Linked DNA regions of Homo sapiens: region 2 is linked to region 1. Evidence: read pairs that join two places in POLR2A ChIA-PET (ENCODE). Cell type or tissue: GM12878. All regions are shown on one strand. Links, peaks and the distances in the headings refer to the core of each region. The heading gives the core; the rest is flanking DNA. Region 1 has its middle 55 kb from the start of LINC01728. Region 2 overlaps IFT52 (intraflagellar transport 52).

Region 1 (15,742 bases), core at 6,113-10,112:
GGGCGCGGTGGCTCATGCCTGTAATCCCAGCACTGTGGGAGGCCAAGGCAGGTGGATCACAAGGTCAGGAGATCGAGACCATCCTGGCTAACACGGTGAAACCCTGTCTCTACTAAAAAAAAAATGCAAAAAATTAGCCAGGCTTGGTGGTGGGCGCCTGCAGTCCCAGCTACACAGGAGGCTGAGGCAGGAGAATGGCGTGAACCTGGGAGGCGGAGCTTGCAGTGAGCCGAGATTGTGCCACTGCACTCCAGCCTGGGCAACAGAGCGAGACTCTGCCTCAAAAAAAAAAAAAAAGGCAGAACACGCCCCCATTCCTCTTAAGCTCCCTTGTGCCTCCCTACTCATCCACTTCCCTGCCTGGACTGACAACCACGTGCATCTGGATCCATTCACCCGCACGGAGGACGAGTGTGACTTGCTACCATAATAGCAAAAAATAACTCGGCAGCAGCATCAATTACAATCTTAAATGTCCTTGCCCTTTGATCTAGCAATCCTACTACTTGTGTAGGAATCTACCTACACAAAGTAAATGTTTAGTGTGTAAAGATATTGATAATAGCCCCAGCCTCCAAACGTGCAAGGAGAAGATCGGAACTGCATGGGGATCCATCCCTGGGAGGGAAGCTGGATACAGTGTGACCTGGCCATCCTGTTGAATTCTATGAAGCCCTCACTCACAATGGGGTGGACCTGTACATTTCCACATGGAGAGTGCTCTAAGATAAGCTGGTGAGTGAAGGAAGCAAGACGCAGGCCGATACTCAAGTGTGATGCCATGACCTGCTAAAACTAAAGTAGCATGTGTAGGTTGCAAGAGAGGACTATTAACACGCCCATCCCCAGCTCCCCGCTCTCATCTCTCACAGAAAGGGCTGCTTTCCCCACCACGACCTCCCTGGAGAGCCCACACCTGCTCGTGGGCTTCTTAGAGGCTGGGAATGGGTTGTGGGGGACTCCCAGGTGAGAGAGCTGGTCTGCAGAAAGCAGCTGCTGCTCTGTGACAGGGCGTGCGTCCCTCCCCACAGCGTTGTTTGTGTGTATATATGTGTATGTTTATATAGACAGATCATGGTGAGACTAAGATCAGACACACCAGGAAAGGCGCACAGTAAACTGGTCTCCATAGTTACTCTGGGGTGGGATGAGGTGGCCCTAAAGTGATGGGAGAAATGACACAGATCTTTCAATAATGACATGGAAAGATGTCCACAGATGACTGGGACTGGGGAGGGAGAACAGTTGCGAGATAATAGGATTCGTGGACTACCACTTTCAAAATGACATAGCTTTGTGTCTCCTTATATAGACACACCATGCTACACATCAAGCTTTTCCTGCTAGTTACTTCCTGGAAATGGGATCAGGAAACGGTGAGGGGCCACTCTGTTTACCTGCCCCTAGACCCCATGGAAAGGGTTGGTGGGAAAATCACAGCATGAAGCATAGCGCAGGGCTCAGCACTTAAGGCGTCCTCATCTACAGAGAATGTAAGAGTTTGGCGGAACTAGCTGAATGGGTCTTTTGTTGAATAAATATTGTGGCTCACAGGTAGGCCATGCCAATAATCAAATCCCCGAAAAAGTTTTATGCAATAAAAATACATTAGCATTATACCTAGACTTGACTCATTTTTACAATGGATGATTCAGAAGTTTCTATATTTTTAAGAAACACTTAACTCTCTTGGCCTCAGAGATATCATGTGCTCCTGGCTTTCTTTTCTCCTATATCACTGACCTCTCCTTCTGAGTCTCTTTTTTTTTTTTTTTTTTTTTTGAGACAGAGTCTCACTCTGTCACCCAGGCTGGAGTGCAGTGGCATGATCTCAACTCACTGCAACCTCCGCCTCCTGGGCTCAAGCAATCCTCCCACCTCAGCTTCCTGAGTAGCTGGGACCACAGGCATGTGCCACCACACCTGGTTAGTTTTTTGTTTTGTTTTGTTTTGTTTTGTTTTTTGTCTCTTTTGCTCATTCATTCATACACCCACTCATTCATTCGGCGTATATCTATTGAGTTCTTATTACATGTCAGACATATTCCTTGGTGGTGGAGATACAAGTGTAAACAAAACAGACTACATTCCCTGCCCCTGTGGAATTTAATTCTAATTGGAGGCACAAGACAACAAACAAATTAGTTAAATACATATATAGTGAGTGATAAGCACCACGGAGAAAAACAAGGTAGGGGAAGAGAATCAGGAATGTGGGGCTGAAAAGGGAGTTGCACTTTTAAAATGGTCATCAGAAAAGCTCTTTGGGTAAAGACCTAAATTCGATGAGGAAACAAACCATGCCTATTTCTGGGATAGGGAAGGGTGTTCCAGGCAGAGGGAACAGCAAGTACAATGGCTCAGAAGCTTAAGAGAACATGTAGCAAAGGAAAATTGCATGGAGGTTATGGAGCATAAGTGGTGGGAGCCAGTGGTGAGAAATGAGTGTGGAGACTGTTAGGGCTTTATCAGGAAAAGCACTGGGCTTCAGGCTAATGAATGTGGGCTCCATGCAGAGGGTATTAGGAATCGAAGTTACCCCATCAGGTTCTGTGTGGGGAGGGCAGGTGCTGGGGCAGCCTGGAGCAGGAGCCTGGTGATGAGGCTGTGACAATTGTTGGATGAGGGACAGAGGATGACTAAGGAGGGTGGGAAGTAGGGGACCTGATGCCAGAAGGGGCGTGTTTGTTTCCTGTAGCTGCTATGACACATTACCATAAACATGATGGCTTAAAGCCACAGAAATTTATTCTCTCGCAGCTCTGGAGGCCAGAAGTCTGAAGTCATTATCACTAGGCTGAAATTAAAGAGTCAAGGGCACTGTGCTCCCTCTGGAGGCTCCAGGCCAGAATCCATTCCTTGCCTCCTCCAGCTTCTGGTGGCTGTGCCACTTTTTAACTTATAGCAGCATGACTCCAATTTCTACCTCGGTGTCACATTGCCATCTGTCTGTCTGTGTCAAATCTCCCTCTGCCTCTCTCTTATAAGGATTGTATGTAGGGCCCATAAATTAGCAGATAATTTTCCTATCTCAAAATCCTTATCACAGCCACAAAGACCATTTTGCCACATAAGCTAATATCAATATTTAGGGGCTGCAGGGATTAGTGCCTGGCACCTCATGGGGGCTGCTATTCAGCCTGCCACATGGATAAAAGGTATAGATTGCTCAGACACAGGATCTCCTGCCAGGCCTCACCCACATGGCCCCTGATGACCTCCACATCGCTAAGTCTCCTGGGCGATGCTCAGTCCTCATCTTACCTGACCCGGCACAGCTCAGCTCTCCTAGTTCTCCTCCAACCCTGCAACTACTCCTTCTCATTGCCTCTGTTCATCCCTCCTCTTCTCCCCAAGGCCCTGGGGGCCAGCCCTTGGTGACCATATCTACCCACATGCCAGCCACTCTAGCCTAGACCTCTGTCCCCATCTGGAAGCCCATAAACCTGACTCTCTCAACAGCTCCACTGGGATGTCTAGGAGGGCTTTCCACATCACAGCTCCAAAGCGGGACTCCTGATCTTTCCCCAAACCTGCCCCACCTGCAGACTCCCCCTTCTCAATTGTCAACCTGTCCAACCCATCAGGAGGCCTTGGCAGCTCGGTCTTCACAACACACTCAAATCTGACCCCTTCTCCCCGGTCCCAGCCACCCTCTCCTCTCTTACCTGAATTTGGCTGCAGCCACCTCACTGGCCTCCCTGCCTCCCCTCTCCAAGTGAGCCTTTTTGAAGGTAAATCAGATGGCATCATTTCACCCAGGGTCAAAGCCAGGCCTTGCATTGTTCTACAAGGCCCCGCATGATCTGCCCGCTCCCTGTCTTCTCTCTGACCTCATCTCCTGCTAAGATCTCTCTCCTCTTCCTACTCCTTCCTCTTCACCCACACTCTGCTATTCCTTGAGCTTGCAAGCGCCATTTCTTCCTCAGGACCTTTGCACTGGCTGTTCCCCTTCTTTGGAATGCTCTTCCCTTCAATACCCCCATGACTCATTCTCTTGATCCTTTAAAATCTTGCTCAAGGGTCAGCTTCTCAATAAGGCACACTCCGACTACCCCAATAAATATTGCAACCTCCTCCAAGATTCCCAGTTCCTCACCCTGCTCCACATCCTCCAAGGCAGTCCCCGGGGCACATCATTTGCTTATTCATGTTTCCTCTTGAGTCAGCCCCTGAGAGATGGAACGTAGGAATGTTTGTTGATTTTGTCCACTGGTTCCTCCTTTGAACGTAGATCAGTGCCTGGCACATCACAGATGCTCAGTGTATGTTTGTTGCATGGATCACTGCGTATGAGGTTGAGGGAGCAGCAGGAGATCAGAATGGCTTTGGGAGTCTAATTCCATGTGGACAGTCTCCTGTCTCCATGAGGCGGACAGGGCAGGGGCAGGTCAGGGGAGCTCAGGTTTGAGTGTGGAGGGTATGAGGCACCCAGGACCTACAGAGATACCTCCCAGTGCAGCTGGCTCTCTGGAACAAGAGCTCAGAGAGACATCTGGCTGCACGAAAGAGCCTGGCCTAAATGAGCCTGGCTTTGACCCTGGGTGAAACTATAACAGAAAGTGCACCTTCTAGCCCTACCCCAGAGTCAAGCTCACCTGGGTGTGAATCCCAGCTCCTCCCATTACTGACTGTGAGACTCTGGGCAGGTTCCCTCCCCTGCTGCACTTCAGTTTCCTCATCTATAAAATGGGGACAGCCACTGTACAGCATCTCACACCGTGTTGTTGAAAGGGTTAAATGAGATGATACTCAAAGCATTGAGTATGTGGCATATGCCCTTGTCTGCTTTCCAAGGGCCAGGTGGCAGGGCAGGTAGCAAGTCCCCAGGAAGCTGGCCTGGGACTCTGATTCACCCGCAAGCCCTGGGCCCCTCAGACATTTGAGGCTCCATCTTCAACCCCTCTCTCGAAAGGTCCAATCCCCCAGCTCTGCCTCGTGCTGTAGGCATTGCCATAGTTAAAGCAGGCTCTCAGCCACATCTGAGCCTGAGTTAATTGGCCTCTGACCCATTTTTCTAGCGGACTCATTACCTCTTATTTAGCCTTGAAGACTCTGGTGGCTGATTGGCAGAGAAGCTTTCACAGCTGGGAAGAGATATGGGATCTGGGTCAGCTGCCCACTGTCCGTGAACTCTGGCCTCAGTAGCTAATGGCAGAACCAAGGCAGGCAGAATGAATTTCCTGACCCCAGGACCAGGCCCACCAGGGAGATAGAGTCACCATGTTCCCCTTGTCCCAGCCTTGCCTGGCTTCCACGTGGTTGCATTCCAGCCACCCCATGTGGGGGCTGTAAGAAAAGGGGGAGGACTCAAGTGTTCCCTCCCTGCAGGGAACCCTGATGCTTCCAAATGATGCACCCCCAGGAGAGAATGATAGACGAGTAGGCTTTGCAGGCCACCCCCAGCCTGATTAATGCATGGGCAGCACCTCTTCTGGAAGGCCAGGTATGGAGCTTTGCCGGGGCCACTCTGCAGACAGCAGGGGTAGATGGGGGCCTTGGATACCTTACACAGCAGGGTGTTGTGGGATAAAGCGGCCAGGCTGCATTCTTCAGGGCCAGTCACTGCCCCACTCAGGGCCTCAGTTTCCCCATCTGTTGAATGAGGGTTCTGAGTAGATAATCCCTAATTGTGCTATCCAGTGTCATAGCACAAGCTACATGTGGTGATTGTGCCCTTGAAATGTGACTCGTCTTGTAAGTGTAAAATACACATGGATTTTTAAGACCGCACAAAAAATCCCACCAAGAATATCAAAATAAGTTTGAATAAGTTTCAAACAAATTTTGTTTTGATTACATGTTGAAATGATATTTTAGACATATTGGGTTAAATGAAATGTCGTATTAAAATTAATTTCAGTGTTTCTTTGTACTTTTAATGTGTACTTTTACTTTGTACTTTTAATGTGTCTACAAGATACCTTAAAATGATATATATGGTTTGCATTGTATTTTCATTGATAGCAAGTGGGGCTCTAGAGACCTTCTGAGTTTGAATTTTTCAAGGGATGTGTGGAGGTGGGTACCATAAATGTGTGTGTAAGTGTGTGCATGTATGCGTGTGTTGAGGGAAGAAATTGGCAGGAGGAATGTGTGAGCACAAGTATGTACACGTATGTTTCATGCACGTAAATGTACCTATGTCAGGGCCAGGCACGGTGGCTCACGCCTGTAATCCCAGCACTTTGGGAGGCCGAGGCAGGCAGATCACTCGAGGTCACGAGTACAAGACCAGCCTGGCCAGCGTGGTGATACCCTGTCTTTACAAACAAACAAACAAACAAAAAAATAGCTGGAAGTGGTGGCACACACATGTAGTCCCAGCTACTCGGGAGGCTGAGGCAGGAGAATCCCTTGAACATGGGAAGCAGAGGTTGGAGTGAGCCAAGATTGCATCACTGCACTCCAGCCTGGGCCACAGGGTGGGACTCCATCTCAAAAAAAAAAAAAAAAAAAAAGTTTCTGTTAGGGCATGCTGCAGAAGGGAGGAGGTAGGAAGAGGAAACGTCTCTCGGACCCAGGCTTGCCCACGGCCCTTCATTCACATAAAGTGTCATCCTGTAAATCTCATAGAAACCTGTAGGTTAAGGGCCCTTGTCCCTATCGTATAGATGAGGAAACAAGATCCAGGGACTTGGGCGTGAGTGATATTTACCTTCCATTCCACCAATGCCGTGGTAGGAAGGAAGCAGATCCCAGGTGATGAGTCTGGGGGAAAAAGACACGTTGTGGGGGCTGCGCTGACCGCTCTTTCATGCATTCTCTCACTTAATAATCCCCACCACAGGCTGGGAGCACAAATAAGGAAGCTGAGGCTCAGAGAAGTAATCTCACCCCCCACACCATCATTCTCAGGCACCACTACCCACCCAGTGGCTACACAAACCAAAAGAGAGGGGCGTTGTCCTTGTCCCCTTTCTCTTCCTCACCCTTCACAACCACCACATGCATCACCAACTCCTGCGGGCGCGCATCTTAGACTCCTCTCTGCAATCATCTCTCCATCCCTCCCAGCCCCACCCCACCAAAAGCCCTCATCCACCATCCTCAGCCCTCCCCAAAACCACTAGAGGGAGCTTTGCAAATCAACAGGGAGACCTTGCCTCCCCACTGCTTACAAACCCCTTGTTGGCATTTATTGCTTCCAGCATAAAGACTAACAGCCCTAAAAAAAAGCCCCCAGGCCCTACCTCCTCAGGCCCCCAGCTGATCTCTCCAGCCTCAGGTCTCCTCCCACTCCTCCTTGATCACTCTGCTCCAGCCCCACTAGCCCTGTTCGGCTCCCCAAATGTACCACGGTCTGTTCCCACCATACGACTTTCGTACATGCTGTTCCTTCTGCCTGGAATGCTTATGCCTCCATTGTTGCCTTGCTACTGCTACAGCTCAGCTCCAAGTCATTTCTTCTGGGAAGCCTTCCTTGACTAATTATGAGAATAACAGTGATAATGATTTTTAAAAATAGGTAACATTTTTTAGCTCTTACCATTTGCTCAGAACACTCTAAGCACTTTTTACGTTCATTCATTTAAACCTTACAACGAACCTATGAGGCATATACCTTAATTGTCTCCATGTTGCAAATGAAGAAACTGAAGCACAGAAAGGGTAAGCAGCTTGCCCATGGTCACACAGCAGTTCAGCTCCAGAGCACTCCCTCTCTGAGCACCCCTCATCATCATCACCGTGGCTAACCTTTGTTGGCCACCGACTATATTCCAGTGTTATAAGCATCTTATGAATCTTATCACTGTTGTAATTTTACATTTGTTTGTAGGATGTTGACTGTTTGACAGTTCCAGTTGCTCACATTCTTACTCATACCTGTTTCATTTATACCCACAACAGAATATTAGCTAAGAACAGGAAGCCAGGGACAGTGAAGTTGAAATACAAGTGAATGGGCACCGCTGAAATGATAATTCACTGGATGTGCCTCGTGCTACCTTTCATTGGTGCCATCTGATCAGAATTCTTATAAAACACATCCATATGTTTCCAGCACCACAAAAACCAATTACAAAGAGAGAAAATACAGAGATGGGCACAACCAATTTAACTTTTCATTTATTGGAGGGGAAAAAAGCTATTCACGCCACAATGGGTTTCCTGAGTGGGTCTTACCAACATCAGCTTGGAGCCTTCTCTCCTATTTATAGTCAATTTGAAACAAAACCTCCAAATTCACCAATAATCCCATGGCTTTTATTTTAGGCACAAAACACACAAATCCCTCTCATCCGGCTATGAAAGCAGTTTTTCAATTACGTACAGAATGAAACATCAATCTACACTTTCATATGCATTTATTCCCCAAAATTAATCATGAGATGTCCTTCAAAGATATATTTGTCAACAAATTGTACCGTTTATTACATAATTAATTCAAAAGAAATTAATTCACAAGAAATTGTGTGTATCTCTTTTTCAAGAGACAAGATTATAAAAATGTCTTTTTCTGCATTAAACATGAACTTTGTAATACAGTCTTTAACAGTATGCTATCCAAATAATTAACTACTTTTTAACATATACCATATGAAAGAAATGAAAGAAATTACAGATCTTCTAAGAGGGTTGGAGAGATTATTTTTACCATGAATGGGGAATGCTTGTTTTGCCACAACCAGGACCCCCTCGAGGCTCAGTTAGGGGAAAGGGCTCTCCAGAGGGGATGTGACTGGCCACTCTAGGCAGCTGATCACTCAGGGAAGAACTGGGGCCACAGGCCAGGCCTCCTGCCTCCCAGCCTAGATGATGAGGCTTCACCCCTAATCCTAAAACACCCACACCCCATCCTCTCACCTAGATGGTCTCTCCCACGCAAACCCACCCTCCACTCTCACTGGCATCTCTCACACCCTGCTGGCCACGTCTTTGGTCTGTGGTTTCCTCACCTCCTCCAGGAAGGCCTCTCTGATCACTCTTGCTACCCCCGACCCCACCCCGCCCCACCTCACCACCACCACCACCATCAAAGCTGCCTGTCCTCAGCTGCTGCTGATTGTCATTATGTAACTGTGCTCGGGCCTCTCATCTTCTTCCCCCACCTGACTGCAGCCTCCTCCCAAGCCCCGCTCCATCTCAAGCCTCTCTGAGCCCTCCTTGTCCAGTCCAGGGGAGGGGTTCACTGTAAATCGAGGCTGTGTCTGCCCTGAGCACCTGCAGGGCTGGGTTCTCTCCTGAGCTGGACTCGCTTACTTCTTGAGGGACAAGATCCCTGGTCCAGCCAGGCCACAAAGGTGGGCAGAGGCCTTGTGTAGCGCTGCACCTGCCGGAGAGAACTCAGGCACATCACTTCACTTTGGAGGCCTCAGTGTTCCCACCTATTGAATGGGAGAAAAGTCCCTGCCCTGGCCCAGAGGGAGTCTCCAAATACCCAGAAGTCAGCCTGTGTGAGGTGCACTCCCTGCGCTAGATATATCTGGGTCTGCCCTTGGCTCAGGCCTCATCCCTCCCTCCTCAGACCAAGCAGCCAGCACCTCTTACCTGGGCTCCCTGCAGCCACCCACAGCCCCTACCTGCCCCCACTTGCAGTCCACACTGGAGCCACAAGGCGCTTACACATCCTAAGTCAGCCCGTGTCACTCCTCGCCCCCACCCCTCCATGGCCCCCCATTTCCTAACCCGGGGCTAAAGCACCCTCATGTTCCAACACTACTTCTCAGCTGGCCAGGACCACCTCGCCCCGCCCTCCCCACATACCTGCTCCCCCTTCTTGGGGCAGGAGTGGCAGGAATGGGAGTCCTCTTTCTGGTCCACAGTCCACAGTCCACAATCCTATGGCACTTTTCCCCCACTCTGAGCCTCAGCACACTGTTCCCCATCTTCCACATCTGCTTCCTCCCCAGCCTTCAGTTCTCAACCTAAAACGTCAGCCCCGCACAGAGGCCTTCCCTAACTGCCCTCTCTACAGTGCCCCCCAACACCCTGGACCTTCATTGCATGGATGACAATGGGTAATTAATGAATGACAGTCAACCCTTCGACAACACATGTTTCAACTGTGCGGGACCACTTATACGCAGATTTTTTGTGATAAAATTACACCAAGTGTGTCTGCCTCTCTTACCTCCCCTTCCACCTCCTCCACCTCTTTCGCCTCTGCCACCCCTGAGAGAGCAAAACCAACCCCTCCTCTTCCTCCCCAGCCTAAACATGAAGACAACGAGGATGAAGACCTTTGTGATGATCCACTTCCACTTAATGAATAATAAATAGACTTTCTCTTCCTTATGATTTTCGTAATAACATTCTCTTTTCTGCAGCTTTATTATAAGAACACAGTATATAATGCATAAAACATATAAAATATCTGTGAATCAAGTGTTTATGTAATCAGTAAGGCTTTGGCCAACAGTGAAGCGGTTAGTTAAGTTTTAAAGTTATGCAAGAATTTTCCACTGCACGGGGTAAGGGGTCGGCACCCCAACCCCCGCATTGTTCAAGGGTTCACAGTAATGAACTTGCTGCTGCTTTATTGTCTGTGTCACCACCGAGGTCCCTGCTGTTTCCCCAGTGCCTGAGACAGTGCCTGGCACATAGCAGGTGCTCAGTAAATATTTGTTGAACGAACGAATGAATGAATGAACAGCTAGGGGTGGTTGTGTGTGGTACCCCCATGAAGGCTTTGATGGGTGTGAGGAGTGGTTATTTAGAAATAGCACAAAACAAGCTATTTGCCTGGAGGCAGGTTCTTTGCAGCGTGGCCTCTGTCTAACCCCAGGCCCCAGCTCTGCTGACCCTTCCTCATTACCCTCCTAGTGCGTCCCAGGAACACTCACTCCACTCCTCTCAGCCACGCTGACCAAGTGTGGTCAAGCCATGAGCAAAGCGTGTTTTGAAACCAGCATAGGCCAGGTGCAGTGGCTCATGCCTGTAATCCCAGCACTTTGGGATGCTGAGGCAGGAGGATTGCTTAAGGTCAAGGGTTTGAGACTACCCTGGGCAACACAGCAAGACTCTGTCTCTACAAAAAAATAAAAATAAAAAAATTAGGCAGGTGTGGTGGCATGCACCTGTAGTCCCAGCTACTTGGGAGGCTGAAGTGAGAGGATCGCTAGAGCCCAGATGGTCAAGACTGCAGTGAGCCATGGTTGGACCACACTGAACTCCAGCCTGGGTTACAGAGCAAGACGCTATCTCTAAACAGAACAGAACAAAACAAAACAAAACAAAAAACAGCGTAGAACAATCACCACGCTGACCTCAATTTGTGAGAATGTGATGAGTTCTGTAACACAGATTTGCCACCTCCTTCAATGCCACCAGGCTGAAGAATGCCACCTTGGGTGGTCTGAGCCTCCATTGCCTCTATTTGTAAAATGGGGATAATTCCACGTACCTCCCAGTGTCACAAGACTGAGACGTGAGAACATATGAGAAGCAACTTGCACATTGCCTGGTGCGTGGCAGCCCTCGGGGCCACGTTAGTCTCTCTCCAGTCCCATCCCCTTCTCAAATCAGGGAAATTCTAGAATGCAGACTGTGTCTCTTGGTATTCGGAACCAATTACCAAGTTTCTGCGGGTGTCTGGCTACCTCTCGGGGACATCAAGAGTCTTAATTAATTATGATCTGAAAAGGTTTGATGTTCCAGGAATAAAAAGGCATGAGGAAGCCCAGACTATTTTCAGGAACATTAATTATTTAATGGACATTACTCATAGAAAATTGGGACTGGAAAATGTAAGTTTAAGATGGGAGCAATATGATTACTTTTAACCCTAAATTCCATTCACTCTCACCCATCATCAAGAACAGGCTGTTGGTCTGGCAGACAAAAGAGAAGGTTCTAGTCTGAGCTGTGCCATGGATTTGCTGGGTGACCTTAAGTAGGTCACTGTCCCTCTCTGGCCTCAGCTGCTGCTTCTCTTTTTTTTTTTTTAATATAATAATTTTCTTTCTTTTTGTGAGACAGAGTCTCATTCCATCACCCAGGCTGGAGTGCAGTGGCACGATCTCAGCTCACTACAACCTCCACCTCCCTAGTTCAAGTGATGCTTGTGCCTCAGCCTCCCAAGTAGCTGGGATTATGAGCACGTGCCACCACGTCCAGCTAATTTTTTTGTACTTTTAGTAGAGATGAGACTTCACCATGTTGGCCAAGCTGGTCTCGAACTCCTGACCTCAAGTGATCTGCCCGCCTAGGCCTTCCAAAGTGCTGGGATTGCAGGCATGAGCCACTGTGCGTGGCTGGCCTGTTTCATTATCTGTTAGGGTCTGTCTGAGATGGTTTCCCAGGAGCCTAAGCTCGGACAAGAGTGCTTCAGAAATGTCCCATCCTGGGCCCCACTTCCGAAGTTCCCATTCAGTGGGTCTGGGGTGGGCCCCAGAATCTACATTTTAACAAAGCTCACGAACCTGCCTCTAGAGATCTTTGGGCCACACTTCAAAGAGAATTGGCTGTGACCCTGGAACATCCACGGAGGACCCTTCCGAGGAGATTTGCACATGAAAGATGTCCATTTTTATTAGCTGCTTATGTGCTGAAAGGACATATTAAACTAAATTTAAATGAATTCACCCAGTCCTTGATTTTCCTCTTCATCAAAGTTCATGTGGTTAATTCTGGGGTCAAAACATAAAATGTCCTCCTGTAATTAGCTGCTAATCAGTTCACTACAGTGATTCCCCAGAGACGTCATAATTCCTGTCCACAGGAACTGGAAATGAAACACGCACATAGCTCAGCTCTCTGCTGATAATCTACATATAAGGATGTCCTGAACACACAGAGAATTTACACCTGAAAATATGTGAGCTGGAAGTCATCCATCCACCCACACATAAATTCATTTATTCATTCATTCACCCGTCTACTTATCCATCCACTCATCCATCCATTCATCCATCCATCATTCATCTATCTGTCTATCAGTTCATCTCTCCATCCATCCATCCATCCATCCAAGAAATGCTTACTGAGGACCTGCTATATCCCAGGTATTGGAGGCACAGCTGGTAAACAAGACAACAAAACAAACAGAGATAATTTGGTCTCTACCTTCCTGCATCTGCAGTCTTTTGAGGGCATTCGACATCAAACAAGTAAAACAAACTAAATAATTACAAATTGTGGAAAATCCTGTGAAGGAATTCAATAGGTCTCTGAAATAGAGAATAGTGGGGTGGGAGAGGAAGAAACCTACCTTGCGTGATCAAAGGAGACTTCCTTGAGGAGGTGATATTAAAGCTGAGACCTAAAGGATGAGAAGGCACTACCTGGAACGCCTTCCACACAGAAGGAACAGTAAAAGCAGAGACTCTAGGCATGAGCTGCATGGAAACCTGAGATGCTTCCTAGTCCGACACGCCTCCCAAGTGCCCTAGTTAAATGATCTTCTAGCTTCTGCTCACACTCTTTACGTGACAAGGAACTCACTGCTTCTAGTAACTGCCTCCCATTACTGAGGATTTTGATAGGTCAAAGTTCATTCTCATAAGAACTCTGTAATGTTCACTATCTGGTCCAGGTTATGACCTTAAGGCCCTCCAAGTTCCTTGAAGTGAGTCCATAAGACACCCTTGGGCAGCTGAAAACAACACTGATGCCCCAAGTAAGCTGCCTCTTTGCCTGATGCACCTCCCCAGCTCTTCAGCCAAGGCCCACAGGCCATCCTAGCTGCTTTTGATATCATCTGTTCAATGACCCCATGTTCTCCTTATCATGCGAGTGTAGAACTGATGAGATCTGATCCAGATTGCAACAAGTGGGACTCTCACCTCCTTTATTCTGATTATTAAACCTCTATTAATGCAGCCCCAGTCACCCCAATCTTTTCTTCCTTCTTCATTGATCAAGCAGTCATCAGTACCCAGAGAAATATTTGGCTCTTGTTTATTTTTTAACTCTTCAAGCTCCACTTATACCTGTCCATGCATAGCTCAGCTGACCCTATGAACAATGCTTGCCCAGAAGATTTGAGGCCTGAATTTCCCCTGCTCCTGAGGCAGCGTGCCCTTGTAGAAATCCAGGAATGGCAGGCATCATATCCATGTTTCTCTGCAGAGTACCCCTAGGACCTGGAACAGTGCCTGGCACATAGCAGGTCCTCAGTGCCAGGTGAATGGCTGGAGATGAGCAATTGAAGTAACAGCCAATCCGGGCTCTGATCCCGACTGCCTCTTACCAGCTGGGGAGTTTCTCAGCATCTCTGAGCTTCAGTTTCTTCACCTGGAAGTGGGTCTCATAATTATATTCCTAAAAGCTGGGTGTGGAGAGAGCCGATGACAAAGCCTGGCACATAAGGGGGCTGGAGAAAGACCGTCCTGGACCTGGGCCTGGCCTTCTGTGCACAGCTCACAACCTCAGGTCCCTTGTTGGTGCCAAGCAGGGATCTCTGGCTCCTGGGGCTCAGCGGGTTCCGTGGTGAGAACAGTAGCTAACATCTACTGAGCACTCACCATGTGCCAAGGTGCTTGGATTTACTCATTGCATTCTCACAACCAGCCCAATGAGACGGGCACAGCCTATATCCCCATTTTACAAATGATGAAACTGAGGCACAAAGAGATGAAGTTCGATGGCCATTGAGTGGCAGAGCTGGATTTCAACTCTAGTTTCCGGCTCCAAGCTCTGCTCAGCCTCTTGATAACTGTGCCCTGGGGCCTCATCTGGGGTCTTCTTCCCTAAGGGGCTGAGTAAAGGTGCAGAGTAAAAGCCTCTGGCCCACAGGGCTTACTGGAGCTGACTGTGCCACCATCCCACCAGCCCAGAGCACAGGCAGGGGGACAAAGGTGGGCCTCGTGGGGGGATCTGGAAAAGATGTTTTTCATGACCTGATGGCATCCTGTGCCTGGAATATTTTTGTTCATTCATTAAATGCTTTCTGTGCACCCAACTCTGTTACATGACGCCACAGGTATGCTCTTGCTTATGCTCATAGCAGTCACGTGAAGGAACCATCTCTTGCTCCCATTTTATAGTTAAGAAATCTGAGGCTCCAAGAGCCAAAGGATTCCATGCTTGCTGGATCTTTCCATCCTTTGTACTCAGATCATTCTGCCTCAGTTCGACACAGGGCACTTGGAAGGGAGGAGGTGTGGGGAGGGGGTGTGCAGGAGGAGGGAGAGAGAATAGGATGAAAGTCAGACAATGCGGGTAAGAGAAGCAGGAGGCAGCAGGGGCAGGCATGACATTAGCCAGGTGTCGGCTATTCAGGCATCGGCCCCGTGAAACTCCAAGCAGATTAGTTAGCCTCCCTGAACCTCAAGTCCTCCACGTGCAAAGCAGAGATTATACTAACAACTCTTCATTATCAAACGAGGAAACGGAGCAGAGATCCAGGCAGCAAATGGGAACTCAGTAATTTTCAGGCTGGTTTTGGGTGGGGTGAGGGGGACAATGAGAAGACAGGGGAAGCGTTTACCATGGTCCAGGTGACCACAAAAGTATAGGCAAAGGCTGGGCAGCTTCAGGGGTGGTAGTAGAGAGTGGAGGTGGTGCCTTGAGGTTGTAGAGCATCTGGGGGTTGCAGGGGTGAAGAGGATGGATGTTGGCATGTGACCTGAAATTGTAAAAGGAATTGACATTTGGATTGTGAGGGATTGTGAAGCAAGAGGGTGGGATTTGATGGCAGTTGTAGGAGAGTCTATGAATGCATTGGGGAGACAGTGGGAACCTGTCAGGATGGCTACAAGGGTGTGGGTGACAGCAAAATGTGAGGGGAGGTGACAGGACAGAAATGTGGCAATGAGAGGAGTCGGTGAGGTGATGCTGGGAAATGCAAGGTAAAGAG
Region 2 (15,742 bases), core at 7,520-11,519, 220 kb after region 1:
CATAATGATCTGGTTTAAACATATCAGGGGAGAATTAGGCCAAAACAGCAGAAGCTGGTCAGACTGCAACTGGCTAGCGGAGTGGTCAGATGTATCTTTTTTTATTCTAAGAAAAGCCCTGAGCTGCAGAGGAGGAAGAGAACACCAGAGCTCAAAACCAAGCAAGTTAAGAGCCAAACATGCAGCCAGGAGCTACAGGATTTGTGACCAGGCTGTTACCTGTGGAAGGGGTGATGCAGATGTCACGCCCTGGTAGCTCTGAAGGCTTTGGTCCTGCTGTTTCTTAAAAGCACCCTCACCTCCTACAGTAACACATTTTCAGATAATTTCTTCCAAGATTCAGAGTTAAAATTGCCTGGCTTCAAATTCAGGTCCCAATGAAAACTAGTTGTGTGATTTCAAGCAAATCACTTAATTTCTCTGTGCCTCAGCGTCCTCAGATGTAAAATGGAGATAACAGCCTCACTGTGGTTGTTACATGATAATGCAAAGTACATAAATGTTAGTTGTTATTAATATTGAAGGAAGGGGAGATGAGAGGGGAGCTAAAGACAATTGTTAGTCAGGGCTTGATTAGTAGCTGTTTAACTTAGAGCAAATTGTCCCAAGCCTCAGCTTCTTAGAAGTTAACTATGGAGCTATTCTCTACTTTTCAGAATTGTTGTAAACAGTAAATGTGGTAGTATTTGCAGGCTCTTGGCAGAAAGTGGGGGTTCAATGTCTGTAAAACTTAAGTTGGGGCCGGGCTCGGTGGCTGACGCCTGTAATCCCAGCACTTTGGGAGGCCGAGGCGGGCAGATAACGAGGTCAGGAGATCGAGACCATCCTGGCTAACACAGTGAAACCCTGTCTCTACTAAAAATACAAAACATTAGCTGGATGTGGTGGCAGGCGCCTGTTGTCCCAGCTACTGGGGAGGCTGAGGCCGACGAATGGCGTGAACCCGGGAGGCGGAGCTTGCAGTGAGTCGAGATGGCGCCACTGCACTCCAGCCTGGGTGACAGAGCAAGACTCCATCTCAAAAAAATAAAAAACAAAACAAAAAAACAAAAACGTACAACAGAGCTTTTGGATATGATGTATAAGGTTTTACAAAATAAGCTAATTAAAACCACAATTATAGCAGTTACTGTTTATACTAAAACATGCAACTAAGTAATTCCTGGGCATTTACAAAAGATATTGCCCCTTCCTCTTTATACTACTTGCTTGACAAAATCACAATAGTTAAATCCATGTCTGGGCCCACTCTGCCGGCAGCTACACAGCTAAACAAGTTTGGAGGAAAACATACCACTCTACTGGTTTGTAGTTAGATCCAAAACCTCTAACCTCCCGTGGGACTGGCAAATCCTTCTACAGAAACCTTGTCTACTCCCTCTCCCACTCCCCTAGAGGCCTAATATATGCCTTCTCTCCTAAATCTCCACTATCTCTTTGGCAATTTTTTTTTTTTGAGATGGAGTCTCGCTCTGCCTGTCGCCCAGGCTGGAATGCAGTGGCGCGATCTCGGCTCACTGCAACCTCTGCTTCCCAGGTTCAAGAGATTCTTCTGCCTCAGCCTCCCGAGTAGCTGGGACTACAGGCGCGCACCACCAAGCTCGGCTGATTTTTGTGTTTTTAGTAGAGACAGGGTTTCACCATACTGGCCAGGCTGGTCTCAAACTCCTGACCTCGTGATCCGCTCGCTTCGGCCTCCCAAAGTGCTGGGATTACAGGCGTGAGCCATCATGTCCGGCTTCTTTGGTAATTTTTAACTGATGATCTTGTTTCCTATTTCATCAAAAGGACTGAAGCCCTGAGAACTTCCACAATCTTCAATCAACAACTTTTCTCATCCACCAGAGTCTGCACCCATGTTTCCCATCTGTGCTTGAGTAGGCGATTTTCCCTTTACAGCGTAAACAAAGCTGCTGGGAAGTCTGAACTGGGTGGAGCCAACTGCAGCGCCACAAAACCACTGTAGCCAGACTGCCTCTCTAGATTCCTCCCCTCTGAGCAGGGCATCTCTGAAAGAAAGGCAGCAGCCCCAGTCAGGGTACCAACTGAATGATCCATGATTCTGTCTAAAAGCTAAGACTGGGCTGGGCGTGGTGGCTCATGCCTGTAATCTCAACACTTTGGGAGGCTGAGGCGGGTGGATCACTTGAAGTCAGGAGTTTGAGACCAGCCTGACCAATATGGTGAAACCCCGTCTCTACTAAAAATACAACAATTAGCCAGGTGTGGTGGTGCACGCCTGTAGTCCCAGCTACTATGGAGGCTGAGAGGTAGGAGGATCACTTGAACCTGAGAGGCGGAGGCTGCAGTGAGCCGAGATCGTGCCTCTGCACTCCAGCCTGGGTAAAGAGTGAGACTGTATCTCAAAAAAAAAAAAAAAAAAAAAAACTCTCTCTCTCTCTCTCTATATATATATGACATAATAAAAATAAAAGCGAAGGCCAGGCTGGGAATGGTGGCTCACATCTATAATCCAACACTTTGGGAGGCCAACGTGGGAGGACTGCTTGAGCCCAGGAGTTCCAGACCAGCCTGGGCAAGAGTGAAACCTGTCTTCAAAAAAAAAGAAAAAGAGCTAAGACAACTTACCAAACCCCCTTTCCCATTGTCTCTTGCTTACTCTTGTGTTTCACGCCAGCCATTTTCCTCGCTCTCTCCTACATTATCCATTTTTCTCTCTACTGGAACATTCCCACCAGTATAAAAATATCCTGTGACTTCTTCCATCCAAAAAACACCTTCTTGACCTTACTTCCTCCAGCTAGTTACTGACCCTGGCCCTTGCCCCTGCTCTGTTCCTCTCTGTAGCAAATACCATAAAAGAGCTATCTATGTTTGCTATGTCCAATTCTCTCTTAAACCAATTTCAAATGAGCTTTCACCCTCACCATGTCATAAAGAAGACCCTGTCTAGATCACCAGTTACCTCCATGTTGCTAAATCCAATGATAAATTCTCAACCCTCATTTTTTATGACCCATCAGAAGTATCTGACACTGCTGATTACCCTTTCCATCTTGACAGACTTTCTTTGCTTGGCTCTCAGAATACCATGCACTTGATTTTCTTCATCTCACACTCGCTGGCGCTTTTCCATCTCTTCTTTTGGCTTTTCTATTTCTTCCTTTCTTTTTTTTTTTTTCTGAGATGGAGTCTTGCTCTGTTGCCCAGGCTGGAGTCCAGTGGTGTGTTCTTGGCTCACTGCAACTTCTGCCACCCGGGTTCAAGTGACTCTCCTGCCTTACCCTCCCGAGTAGCTGGGACTACAGGCGTGTGCCACCATGCCTAGCTACTTTTTTTCTATTTTTAGTAGAGATGGGGTTTCACCATGTTGGCCAGGCTGGTCTCAAACTCCTGGCCTCAAGTGATCCACCCACCTCGGCCTCCCAAAGTGCTGGGATTACAGGCGTTGAGTCACCGTGCCCAGCTGGATTTTCTGTTTCTTCCTAAATTCTAAACTCTGGGGTGCCCCAGGGCTCAATAGATGGTCCTTTTTTCTTCTCTATCAACACTTTTAACACTTTGTGAGCTCATCCAGTCACATGGCTTTACATACTATCTACCATATTTCATCAAATCTAAGAATCCACCAAAGGTAAGATGCATCATAATTTATGGTCCATTGAAAGAAAAAAAATGCTAATTAAACTCATACATCATCTATTGTTAAGATTCATCCTGAAAAACAGAAAAAAAGGAAAAGAAAGAAAAAAAGGCAAAAAATAAGAAAAAAGATTCATCCTGATTTTATAGATTTGAAAATAGGTCCAGGTGCTGTGGCTCATGCCTTTAATCCCAGCACTTTGGGAGGCCGAGGTAGGTGGATCACCTGAGGTTAGGAGTTCGAGACCAGCCTGGCCAACATGGTGAAACCCCGACTCTACTAAAAATACAAAAATAGCTGGGCATGGTGGTGCTACTCAGGAGGCTCAGGCAGGAGAATTGCTTGAGCCTGGGAGGCAGAGGTCGCAGTGAGCAGAGATTGCGCCACTGCACTCCAGCTTGGGCAAAAACAGTGAAATTCTGTCTCCAAAAAAAAAAAAAAAGGAAAAGATGTATGCTTTAGATGAAGTACAGATGTGCCCCCAAACTCCCAAATTAAATGTGCAGCTCAGAGATCTCTTCTGACCACCAGGTTAAAATATAAAACTGCTACTAAACATCATCTGGATACCTAATTGACATCTCAACTCCATATACCTCAAACTGAACTTCTGCTCTTCCTGCAAAATCTACTCGCAGTCTTTCTCAACTCAGTTATTGCAACTTTTTTTTTTTTTTTTTTTTTCCGGAGACAAGATCTCTCTCTGTTGACCAGGCTGGAGCGGGTCACTGCAGCCTTAACCTTTGGGGCCCAAGCAATCCTCCCACCTCAGCCTCCCAAGTAACTCATGCCTGAGTTACTGTGACCGCTCCCTTCAGGCCCTACCTCCATTCTTGCTCCTTGACGTTCGGGATATAAGGAAGTCATTATGCCATACCTCTGCTCAGAACTCTCAGTGGCTCCTCTTTTCACCCAGAGTGAAAGCCAAGGAAGTCCTTACAGAGGCAAAAAAGTAGGCCAGGCCTGATCTCCCACCATTCTCACCCCTACTCACTCTGCAGTGGCCACGATGGCCTTGTTGCTCTTCCTTGAATGTATCAGGCATTCCTCCGTCTTGCAGTCTTAGGACTGGCTGTTTCCTCTGCCCAGAATACTCTTCCCTCAGATAGCCACAAGGCTAAATTCTTTACCTCCTTCAGGTTTTTCCTCAAATATCTAACCTTTTCAATGAAGCCATCCTGATCACCCTATTTTTTTTTTTGAGATGGAGTCTTCCCGTCACCCAGGCTGGAGTGCAATGGTATGATCTTGACTCACCGCCATCTCTGCCTTCTGGGTTCAAACGATTCTCCTGCCTCAGCCTTTGAGTAGCTGGGATTACAGGTGCCCACCATCGTGCCCAGCTAATTTTTGTATTTTTAGTAGAGACGGGGTTTCGCCATGTTGGCCAGGCTGGTCTCGAACGCCTGACCTCGCGATCTTCCCATCTTGGCCTCCCAAAGTGCTAGGATTACAGGTGTGAGCCACCACGCCTGGCCTGAACACCCTATTTAAAATGCAATGTGCCTGGCACTCCCCTACCCCAGTACTCTGCTTGACGTATGTAATCATCTTCTAACATATTCTTTAATTTACATCACACATATAGAAATGTCTTGATGCCTGTCTGTTTTGCTAGATAATAAACTTCAAAAGGGCAAAGATTTTCATTATTGAGGTCCCTGAAGCATCCCAAGATCCTGGAAAAGTAGTTGTGCCACAAATACTTGCTGAGTGGATGTATAAGCAAGGCACAAGGAGAATGGCAGCATGCTAATTTCACAAACATCCCCCAAATGCCCAGGATGTGCTGGGCTCTGGGTCTTAGGCAATGAGGATTCCAGGTTGATAAGACATGGCTCTTGCTCTCCGGATACACGGGGGTGAGAAAGGAAGACAAGCTAAACAATTTTCTCCCTGAGCAAAATTCAGGTTAGAAACAGTGAAGATGAGCCCTGGCCCTTTCTGAACCCCTCTGCTTCTGTGTCATTTCCTCCTCCTTTGCCTTCAGGATGCTGCCCGCTGTCCTGTACTTTTAACTGCTTTTCCCCAGCTTCTGTCTTTGGCCCTCTTCTTCTCCTGCCTCTCAAGCACTGACAGCTGTGAGGTCCTGTCTCAAGGCCAATTCCCATTCTTGTGCTGTCCCTGATGTCCTCATCCCATCCCACGGCTTCCCTAACGGCTTTACAGATCTTTTCATCTTTAAACTTGTAGTTCCACCTGCACATCCGCACTAGACTGAGAGTGCCCAGAACACAGCCCATTTATCATTCCTTTTCCTGCATTCTAAGTGCCAGTTAATAGCATTACCAGTTGCCCAGATACCCAGAGAGAAATGAGGTGACCACCATCTCCATTTACTGAGGGACTTGGGACTCCATTTTCCTGGGACTTGGGACTCTCTGTGCTAAAACCAGAAGTCTGGGGCAAAATGAAACAAGCTGGTCAGGCTAAATGCCTGGTCCAGAATCTGGAACACGCAGGGGCTAATAACCTCTGGCAGTTCCTCTACATCAACCCCTCATGCCCAGCCCAGTTTCTTTGTTGACCTCATCATAGATCTGAGAACATGTTCTGCATGCCACATTTACTGTGACCCTAATTCCCGTTCCCAGGTTCATGTTTCCAAACCAAACACTCAGAATGGAGTGCAGTGTGGCTCAGAGGCCCACAGGTACTGACTCGATGACGCTGTGGAAGGAGGTGGTATCCAGCTGGAAGATGGACAGGTCGAAGAGGGTGGTAAAGTCCCTTGGGATCTCATCACTCTCCTGGAGACACTCTCGATTCCGCTTTGATAGGGTGGCTGTGTAGGGCAGCATCATGTAGTCAGAAATCTGAAAGCCACAAGAGGGTTCCTTTTAGCACAGCAAGAGCAAGCATTTATTCTGTCAAGTCTCCACTGTCTCAGGTCTAAATCTGCAACATTTATATTCTCTTGCCAAGAAATTTTACTGTTCATGATCACTGACACTAAACCTTAAATAAGCCAATTTATGTGCAAAGAGGAACAAAACTCACTTGGCTAAACCCCAGTACTGGCTAAATCCAAATCTCCAATTACACCAGTACTCACATGGCTGAAAACAGCTGGAGAAACATACAACCCTATCAACTGGTCTTTTAATTTCATGATCTCTGATCTTGAGCGCTCAGCAATCAACTACATCTCCGTAGTCTACTCACTTTCCCATTCTTCTAGACAATAATTCCCTTTTGTCAGTTCAGCCATCAAAATGATTTTCCCAGCTGGGTGCAGTGGCTCACACCTACAACACTTTGGGAGGCTGAGGTGAGTGGATCGCTTGAGCCCAGGAGTTGGAGATCAGCCTGGGCAATATGGCAAAACCCTGTCACTACAGAAATACAAAAAAATTTAGCTGAGCATGGTGGTGTGTGCCTGTAGTCTCAGCTATTTAGGAGGCTGAGGTGGGAGGATCACCTGAGTCCAGGAGGTCAACACTGCAGTGAGCCGTGATCAAACCACTGCACACCAGCCTGGGTGACACAGTAAGACTTTGTCTCAAAACAAAAAAATTGGTTTTCCCTTTCACCATTTTAGCAATGACCTTATTTTCTATTTTAGTAAGAAAATAGAGGAAATCATGAAAGAAAGTCCACAAGCTCCCACCATAACATGTGCCCACCCCCTAGCATCCAGGCCCTATCTGCTTCTTTCCTCCTGATACATGCCAGAGCACCTGTGACACCAGTACAGACAGTTCCTCCACTGCTACACTAGATCCCAGTCCTTCTCCCCTAGCCAAGGACATCCCTCCAGCATTGCTGAGAGCCCTCAGTCATGACACATGCTGTGGACTAGTAAAAGACCAGGAAAACATAAATGCCTGCCAACAGGAGAGTGGTTAAATATATGTATATATTTATATTTACACATAAAAATATGTATATATTTATATTTACATATAAAAATATGTATATATTTATATTTACACACAATTTGTATATATTTATATTTACATAAAAATATGTATATATTTATATTTACATAAAAATATGTATATATTTATATTTACATAAAATATGTATATATTTATATTTACATATAAAATATATATAAATATAAATATAGAATATATATATGTATAAAAAATTTATTTTTTTTGAGACGAGTCTCGCTCTGTCGCCCAGGCTGGAGTGCAGTGGCATGCTCTTGGCTCACTGCAAGCTCTGCCTCCTGCGTTCATGCCATTCTCCCGCCTCAGCCTCCCGAGTAGCTGGGACTACAGGTGCCTGCCACCATGCCCGGCTAATTTTTTTTTTTGTATTTTTAGTAGAAATGGGGTTTCACTGTGTGAGCCAGGATGGTCTCCATCTCCTGACCTCGTGATCCGCCCGCCTCGGCCTCCCAAAGTGCTGGGATTACAGGCGTGAGCCACCGCGCCCGGCCGAGAGTGGTTAAATATATTACACTTAAATAATGAAGCAAAATATCCACATGCTTAATGTTTCCACATAAGGAAATATTTTAGACATGCAGCTCTCCTGTTTCCTAACCCAAATCAGTCTCTGAGAAGCCATGTCCCTAGTGAGGGAGGAAGCAGTCAGTGGACAGCCATCTTCGACTGTCTTCTCACCTACCTCCTATGACCAATGGCCAGGAAATCATTTTCCTGACATTTCAGAGTTTAAGAAATAGAGAAACAATTGTAGAGTAAGTGCAGTTTGAATTAGGAGACCTGGATTTGGATCCTGGCTCTGCACTTGCCTGCCATTTGAACACACTGCAATCTTGAAGGATTTCAGTTTCCTCATCTATAAAATGAGAATAAGACCATGTGCCTCCCAGGGCAGTTATGAGGATTAAATAAGATGACTTATGTGGAAGTATATGGCATACAATGCCTGACACATTACCATCTATTAACTTAGCCCACACAACCATCCTGTGAGGCAGAGAACACGGGTATTAGTGTTCCCTGTTCACAGATAAGAAAACTAGAAGGCTGGGCCCAGTGGCTCACGCCTGTAATCCCAGAACTTTGGGAAGCTGAGACAGGTGGATCACTTGAGGTCAGGAGTTTGAGACCAGCCTAGCCAAAATGGTGAAACCCTGCCTCTACTAAAAATACAAAAATTAGCCAGGCATGGTGGTTCACATCTGTAATCCCAGCTACTCAGGAGGCTGAGGCAGAAGGATCGCTTGGACCCAGGAGACAGAGGTTGCAGTGAGCTGAGATTGTGCCACTACACTACAGCCTTGGGCGACAGAGCGAGACTCCATCTCAAAAAATAAATACAATAAAAAATTTTTTTAATAAAGAAAACTAGGATGAAAAATGGTCAGAAAGAACCTGTATAAGGTCCAAGAGCCGGTGGTGATTTCACTGTGCTGGTTTCACCACTTTCCCTTGTCTGATGAATATTATTATAATGCCTTTAGAACTGTTAAATCTAAAGGCAACAAAATTATAGTTTACAACATAAATTCTGATACTCTTTGTTTCTTTATGAGAAAATTTCAGATTTCTGAAAAAAGTATTTTTCTGCAGATGCTCATTTTGAAAGTCTGGGCCAGAGTGCCCATAATTTAAATTCTAATTTATATACATACTGTATGTATGTATGCTCCCCCTCCAATTAATTCTATGATTAATTACATATATTGTTTATTGACTTATTTTTTACAATATGGCCTTCATCTCCCCCAAATCATTCCTTCGTTCCATCTGTCTTACAGATGAGTTAAGACAGTCATGTATTCCTTTTGAGCTGTGAGAAGTGGTACTGAGAAGCTGGACTCATTTTTCATTTAAAAGTTTCTAATAATTCGGTGTCTACCTCTGGGTCCTCAGCATCAATCTGGTTTAGGTGGATGTCTCCTGTCGTGAGCCACTGGAAAACAACATCCTAAATTAAAAAAAAAAGTATATAATTAGGACAGTTGGTTATTTGAAAAAGCTGAAGGTCAGGACTAGAGAATTAAATCAAGAAGAATGATAAAGGAAGAAAGATTAAACCAGTGATTCAGAAAAGGGTAGCCAGCCTTGTCTTGATGCAATCATATGAGAACTCAAAGGTTTTCTTCACCCTAATGCACCTTTTATTTTTGAGACAGAGTCTCGCTCCGTCGCCCTGGTTAGAGTGCGGTGGCGCAATCTTGGCTCACTGCAACCTCCACCTCCTGGGTTCAAGCGATTCTCCTGTCTCAGCCTCCTGAGGAGCTGGGATTACAGGTGCCTGCCACCAGGCCTGGTTGATTTTTGTATTTTTAGTAGATGGGGTTTCACCATGTTGGTCAGGCTGGCCTCGAATTCTTGATCGCAGGTGATCCACCTGTCTCGGCCTCCCAAAGTAGTAGGATTACAGGCATGAGCTGCCATGACCAGCATAATGCAACTTTTATTATCAGAAATTTATAATGTATCTTTAAGCACCCTAACCTCTAACCACAAGCTAAAATTTATTAACCTTTGTTCACAATCCTGAATTAATCCCTATTTACTGTGATGACAGTCTGAAATTAAAACTTTTGAAAAGAAGAATACCTAGGCCGGGAGTGGTGGCTCAAGCTGTAATCCCAGCACTTTGGGAGGCTGAGGCAGGTGGATCACCTGAAGTCAGGAGTTCGAGACCAGCCTGGCCAACATAGTGAAACCTCATCTCTACTAAAAATACAAAAATTAGCCTGGTGTGGTGGCGCACACCTATAATCCCAGCTACTCAGGAGGCTGAGGCAGGAGAATCGCTTGAACCCGTGAGGCGATGGTTGCAGTGAGCTGAGGTGGTGCCATTGCACTCCAGCCTGGGTGACAGACAGAGACTCCATGTCAAAAAAAAAAAAAAAAAAAAAAAAGTAGAATATCTAGATCTCCCATAATGTGTCTAGAGACATTGAAACTTCATGTAAATTCCACAGAAATAAGATCTTTATCAATCTCCCAATATAACAATTATAAGGCGTTTCTTTCTCTCACTGGAATCACCAATGGACAGCTCTGGCACATGCTGTACAGACATGTGCTTCCCTACTCTGCCATCTTCCGTAAGACATGTTCCCTTGGCATTTTTTTGACAAAATTGCAATGCCTTTACTTTATTTGCCACATCAGTCAGTGAGTAGTCCTCTACAGAGCCTTTCCTAATTCCCATTCCTACCAGCCCCTCCTCTCCACTCACACCTTGACTCCCGTAATTCAGGTCCCCATTTCTCCTTGCCTGGTGACACCACCACCTTCCTAATTGGCTCTAGGCTGCCTCCTCCTTTCCACTTTCCACACAACTGACAGAAGAATCTTTCCAAAACATTCTAGAAGTTCTTTCATAAACAACAACAACAAAAAAAGAAGAAACACAGATCTGGCTATGCTCAAGGCTGCTGAAAACCCAAGGGCTCCCTGTGGCTTTCAGCATCAAGTTCAAGCTCCTTGGCCTTACACGTGATACTGCTATTGAGCCTGTTCCTCTCCGCTTCTCCAGGCTCAGCTCCCACCCCACCTGACATGCTCAGAAACACCCTTCTGGGTTTACTAATTTGTCTCTCTCTCTCTCAGTGTATTACAAACTTTTCCAAAGCAGGGACTGGGACTATGCCTGACTCGACTTTGTATTCTCAGTGCCTGGCATATAATGGGTTCTGAGTAGCTGCTTTTAAATGAGCAAATAAACTTACCAGTATTTTTTTAAATGACATGAAAATAATACACATTGTATATTAATATGACAAAAGAAAAAGCTTACCATGATTTTGCTGTTTTCTTCTTTGTCCAAATATTGATCACTGAACATGTGACATGAACCAAGCACTGCCAGCTTCCCACCTTGGTTCTATTGATGACAAAGCAGGGTCAGATACTCAAATCCGAAAGTGCATCTCATGTATCCTAGTACCCAGACACTTATTAGAATCATGCTAGCAACTGTCTTATATACTGAAGAGTGCCAATTCACACCCAGATTTTAAAGTTTAGAAATACCAACTATAGGCCAGGCGCAGTGGATCAGCCTGTAATCCCAGCACTTTGGGAGGCCGAGGCAGGCGGATCACCTGAGGTTGAGAGTTCAAAACCAGCCTGGCCAACATGGTGAAACCCCGTCTCTACTAAAAATAAAAAAAAATCAGCCAGGTGTGGTGGCATGCGCCTGTAGTCCCAGCTACTCGGGAGGCTGAGGCAGGGAAATCGCTTGAACTTAGGAGGCGGAGGTTGCAGTGAGCTGAGATCGCGCCACTGTACTCCAGCCTGGGCAACAGAGCGAGACTCCATCTCAAAAAACAAAAAAAAGAAAGACCAACTATAATAACTACTACACTTTAACCTGCCTCTCATTTTAGATACTTCTATATTTTTTTATTTGGCTTTAACGAAAACTAACATAAATTAATTCTACATTAGCTGGGTGTGGTGAGGCATACCTGTAGTCCTAGCTACTTGGGAAGCTGGGGCAGGAGAATCACTTGAGCCCAGGAGCTCGAGGTTACAATGAGCTATGACTGCACCATGCACTCCAGCCTGGGAAACCCTGTCTCTAAAAATTAAAAAAAAAAAAAAAAATTAAATTGATTCTACAGCATTTTCCTATTGTTGTTTATCTTATAAACGAAGATCATAATTTTAAAGGGAAAAAAGATAAACTCAAAGACAGTCTGTACAATTAAAGATACCTATGGGTACCAAAAAAAAAAGTATTTAAGTAAGATCCAAATAGAAAGCTAAAGCAGGCTGAGTGCAGTGGCTCACGCCTGTAATCCCAGCACTTTGGGAGGCCAAGGTGGGCAGATCACCCTGAGATCAGTAGTTCAAGACCAGCCTAGCTAACATGGGAGGCAAAACCCTGTCTCTACTAGAAATACAAAAATTAGCTAGGGTTGGTGGCACGCACCTGTACTCCCACAGCTACCTGGGAGGCTGTGGCGGGAGGATTGCTTGAACCTGGGAGGCGAGGTTGCAGCGAGCTGAGATCGCGCCACTGCACTCCAGCCTGGGCAACAGAGTAAGACTCAGTCTCAAAGAAAGCTAAGGCAAGGCTGGGCGCAGTGGCTCATGCCTGTAATCCCAGCATTTTAAGAGGCCGAGGCGGGTGGATCACTTGAGGCCAGGAGTTCGAGACCAGGCTGGCCAAGATGGCCAAACTCCGTCTCTATTAAAAATACAAAAATTAGTCAGGCATGGTGGTGCATGCCTGTAATCCCAACTACTCAGGAAGCTGAGGCATGAGAATCACTTGAATCTGGGAAGCGGAGGTTGCAGTGAAGCAAGATCGCACCACTGCACCCCAGCCTGGGCGACAGAGTGAGACTCCGTCTCAAAAAAAAAAAACCAGAAAACTAAGGCACAAGCATGAGAGAGTCATAAAATAATGACTGGTTAATAAGAAAAATTTTCAATACTTGTAACTTTTAACAAATAAAAACAAAGTACTTTTTCCTATCAGATAAATAAATATGAAAATATGATATAAACAGCGCTAGTCGAATTTTAGTGAAATAAGTTCTTTCACACATTGTTGCTGAAACTATTAACATATGCAACAAAAGCAGTCTGAAACATAAAAAATTCTATGCCCAGTTGTGTAGTTATAGTCACAAAAAATTAGAAATAAATCCAAATGTTCACAAAAAAGTAATTCAGAATGATGCAACCTTCTTCAGCAGTTAAATTTCATATTATAAAGGGTTTTCAGTAACATGGGAAAATGCTTCCAACACATCATTCGGTTAAAAAAAAAGTATACTATAATTTTTTTCCCATTTTTAGAGATAGGGTCTCACTCTGTCTCCCAGGCTGGAGTGCAGTGGCACAATCATGGCTCACTGCAGCCTCGAACTCCTGGGTTCAAGTGATCCTCCTGCCTCAGCCTCCCAAGTAGCCAGGACTACAGGAGCATAACACCACACTCAGCTAACTTTTTCGTAGAGACAGGTCTTACTATGTTGCCAAGGCTGGTATCAAACTCCTGGCCTCAAGTGATCCTACCTCCTTAACCTCCCAAAGTGCTAAGATTATAGGCATGAGTCACCATGCCTGACCTATACTATAAATTATATTGCTATTCTACTTTAAAGCTTACGAGGCAAATAAATAAAAATAAGGCAAAGCAAAAGTAGGAGAAAGTGAATAATATGTCAACCTGGGCTGTCTTAGAGTCTTGGAGTAGTGCGATGGGGGAATTTTTTTTCTTTTGCTTTATCTCTGTATTGTTCATTTTTTCTACAATTATTGTAACATTTCTACAATATTACTTTTTTTTTTTTTTTTTGGAGACAGTGTCTTGCTCCACTGCCCAGGCTGGAGTGCAGTGGCATGATCTTGGCTCACTGCAACCTCCGCTTCCAGGGTTCAAGTGATTCTCTTGCCTCAGTCTCTGGAGTAGCTGGGATTACAGGCACTCACCATCATGCTGGGCTAATATTTTTGTATTCTTAGTAGAGACAAGGTTTCACTATGTTGGCCAGGCTAGTCTCGAACTCCTGACCTCAAGTGATTTGCCCGCCTTGACCTCCCAAAGTGCTGGGATTACAGTTGTGAGCCACCACGCTCAGCCCAACAATGAGCACATTATTACTTTTGTAATGAGAAAACCAGTTCAATAGTAAAAATACAAAATGAAATCGGTTTTTTTAGCTACATCACATACAGGGAACAGGCATAGTTATAACTTCCCCAGGAAAAGAATTATACTAAGCCAGAGATGTCAAGAGACATAAATACACACATTACATACATTTTTAAAAAATTGGTAAAAAAAACCCTCTGATTTGTACCAGGTTAAAAGCAAATGCTGCAAAGCCTGCCACCGTGCCTGGCTAATTTTTCAATATTTTTTTTTTCTTTGAGACGGAGTCTCACTCTGCCTCCAGGCTGGAGTGCAGTGGCACAATCTCGGCTCACTGCAACCTCCTGGGTTCAAGCGATTCTCGTGCCTCAGCTTCCTGAGTAGCTGGGATTACAGGCGCGTGCCACCACACCACGCCCAGCTAATTTTTGTAATTTTAGTAGAGAGGGGGTTTCACCATGTTGGCCAGGATGGTCTCAATCTCCTGACCTCGTGATCCACCCGCCTTGGCCTCCCAAAGTGCTGGGATTACAGGCGTGAGCCACTACGCCTGGTCAATTTTTGTATTTTTAGTAGAGACGGGGTTTCATCACGTTGGCCAAGCTGGTCTTGGACTCCTGACCTCAAGTGATCCACCCACCTTGGCCTCCCAAAGTGCTGGGATTGCAGGTGTGAGCCACCACGCCCAGCCCGAGAGCTTTTAAATAAGAAGGGAAAGGTAATTCCTAGGTACCACAAAGAAAAATAGGATTGTTCAGAGCTAGAGACACCTAGGTCCCTAGAAAAAAAATTAGGAGATCAGCTGGTGAATTCTGTCTTAGGGGGCAGATGAAGGTAAATTCAGCAAAATGTGAATTAAAACGCAGTGGGGGCTGGGCACAGTGGCTCATGCCTATAATCCCAGCACTTTGGGAGGCTGAGGTGGGGGGGATTGCCTGAGCTCAGAAGTTTAAGACCAGCCTGGGCAACATGGTAAATCCCCATCTCTATTAAAATACAAAAATTAGCAGGGTGTGGTGGTGCAGGCCTGTAATCCCAGCTACTTGGAAGGCTGAGGCGGGAGGCAGAGATTGCAGTGAGCCAAGATTGCGCCACTGCACTCCAGCCTGGGCAACAGAGCTCATGCCTGTAATCCCAGCACTTTGGGAAGCCAAGGTGGGTGAATCACTTGAGGTCAGGAGTTCGAGATCAGCCTGGCCAACATAGTGAAACTCCATCTCTCCCAAAAATACAAAAATTAGCCATGCTTGGTGGCAGGCACCTGTAATCCCAGCTACTCGGGAGGCTGAGGCAGGAGAATTGCTTGAACCTGGTAGGCGGAGGTTGCAGTGAGCCAAGATCATGCCACTGTACTCCAGCCTGCACAACAGAGTGAGACTCCATCTCAAAAAAAAAAAAAAAAAGAAAAAGAAAGGCAGTGGGATGTTGGGTCACTGCCTGGGACTAGCTGTGCCCACATTTCTATGGGGTCTCTAGGATAATAACTGGAAAAATAGTTTTCTGATATATTTTCCTAGTATAAACTAACAGCAACATAATTCTGTGCTATTTTGTGTAATATGTTAACTCCATCTGTTCCTGAATGTATTCTCTTTACACTGAGGGTGACAGCCCATAGTCACAGACAGGATTAAAAGTTATTTT

Evidence for each region. ChIA-PET counts read pairs that join two places held together with the same protein. Peaks named below come from ENCODE experiments on the same cell type or tissue, not always from the same donor. Only the 100,000 strongest peaks of a DNase experiment are listed, where the experiment ranks them.
Region 2: POLR2A ChIA-PET joins it to region 1 with 5 read pairs; 3 of 35 experiments call an interaction of 5 or more read pairs at or near these places.

Annotation. Positions count from the first base shown.
Region 1 is chr20:43,832,019-43,847,760 of GRCh38, reverse strand. No RefSeq gene overlaps it. Among named protein-coding and RNA genes, the nearest start is that of LINC01728, 55 kb to the left of the region's middle. In GM12878, for the core only: a CTCF peak has its summit at 7,087 (motif pointing right); a DNase peak (open chromatin) is centred at 7,810; H3K27ac peaks cover 965 bases.
Region 2 is chr20:43,614,569-43,630,310 of GRCh38, reverse strand. IFT52 (intraflagellar transport 52) reads right to left here. Exons shown (of 14, transcript NM_016004.5): 8 at 11,285-11,371; 9 at 9,386-9,454; 10 at 6,266-6,420. Among named protein-coding and RNA genes, the nearest start is that of IFT52, 32 kb to the right of the region's middle. In GM12878, for the core only: no CTCF peak of the experiment used is centred there; no DNase peak of the experiment used is centred there.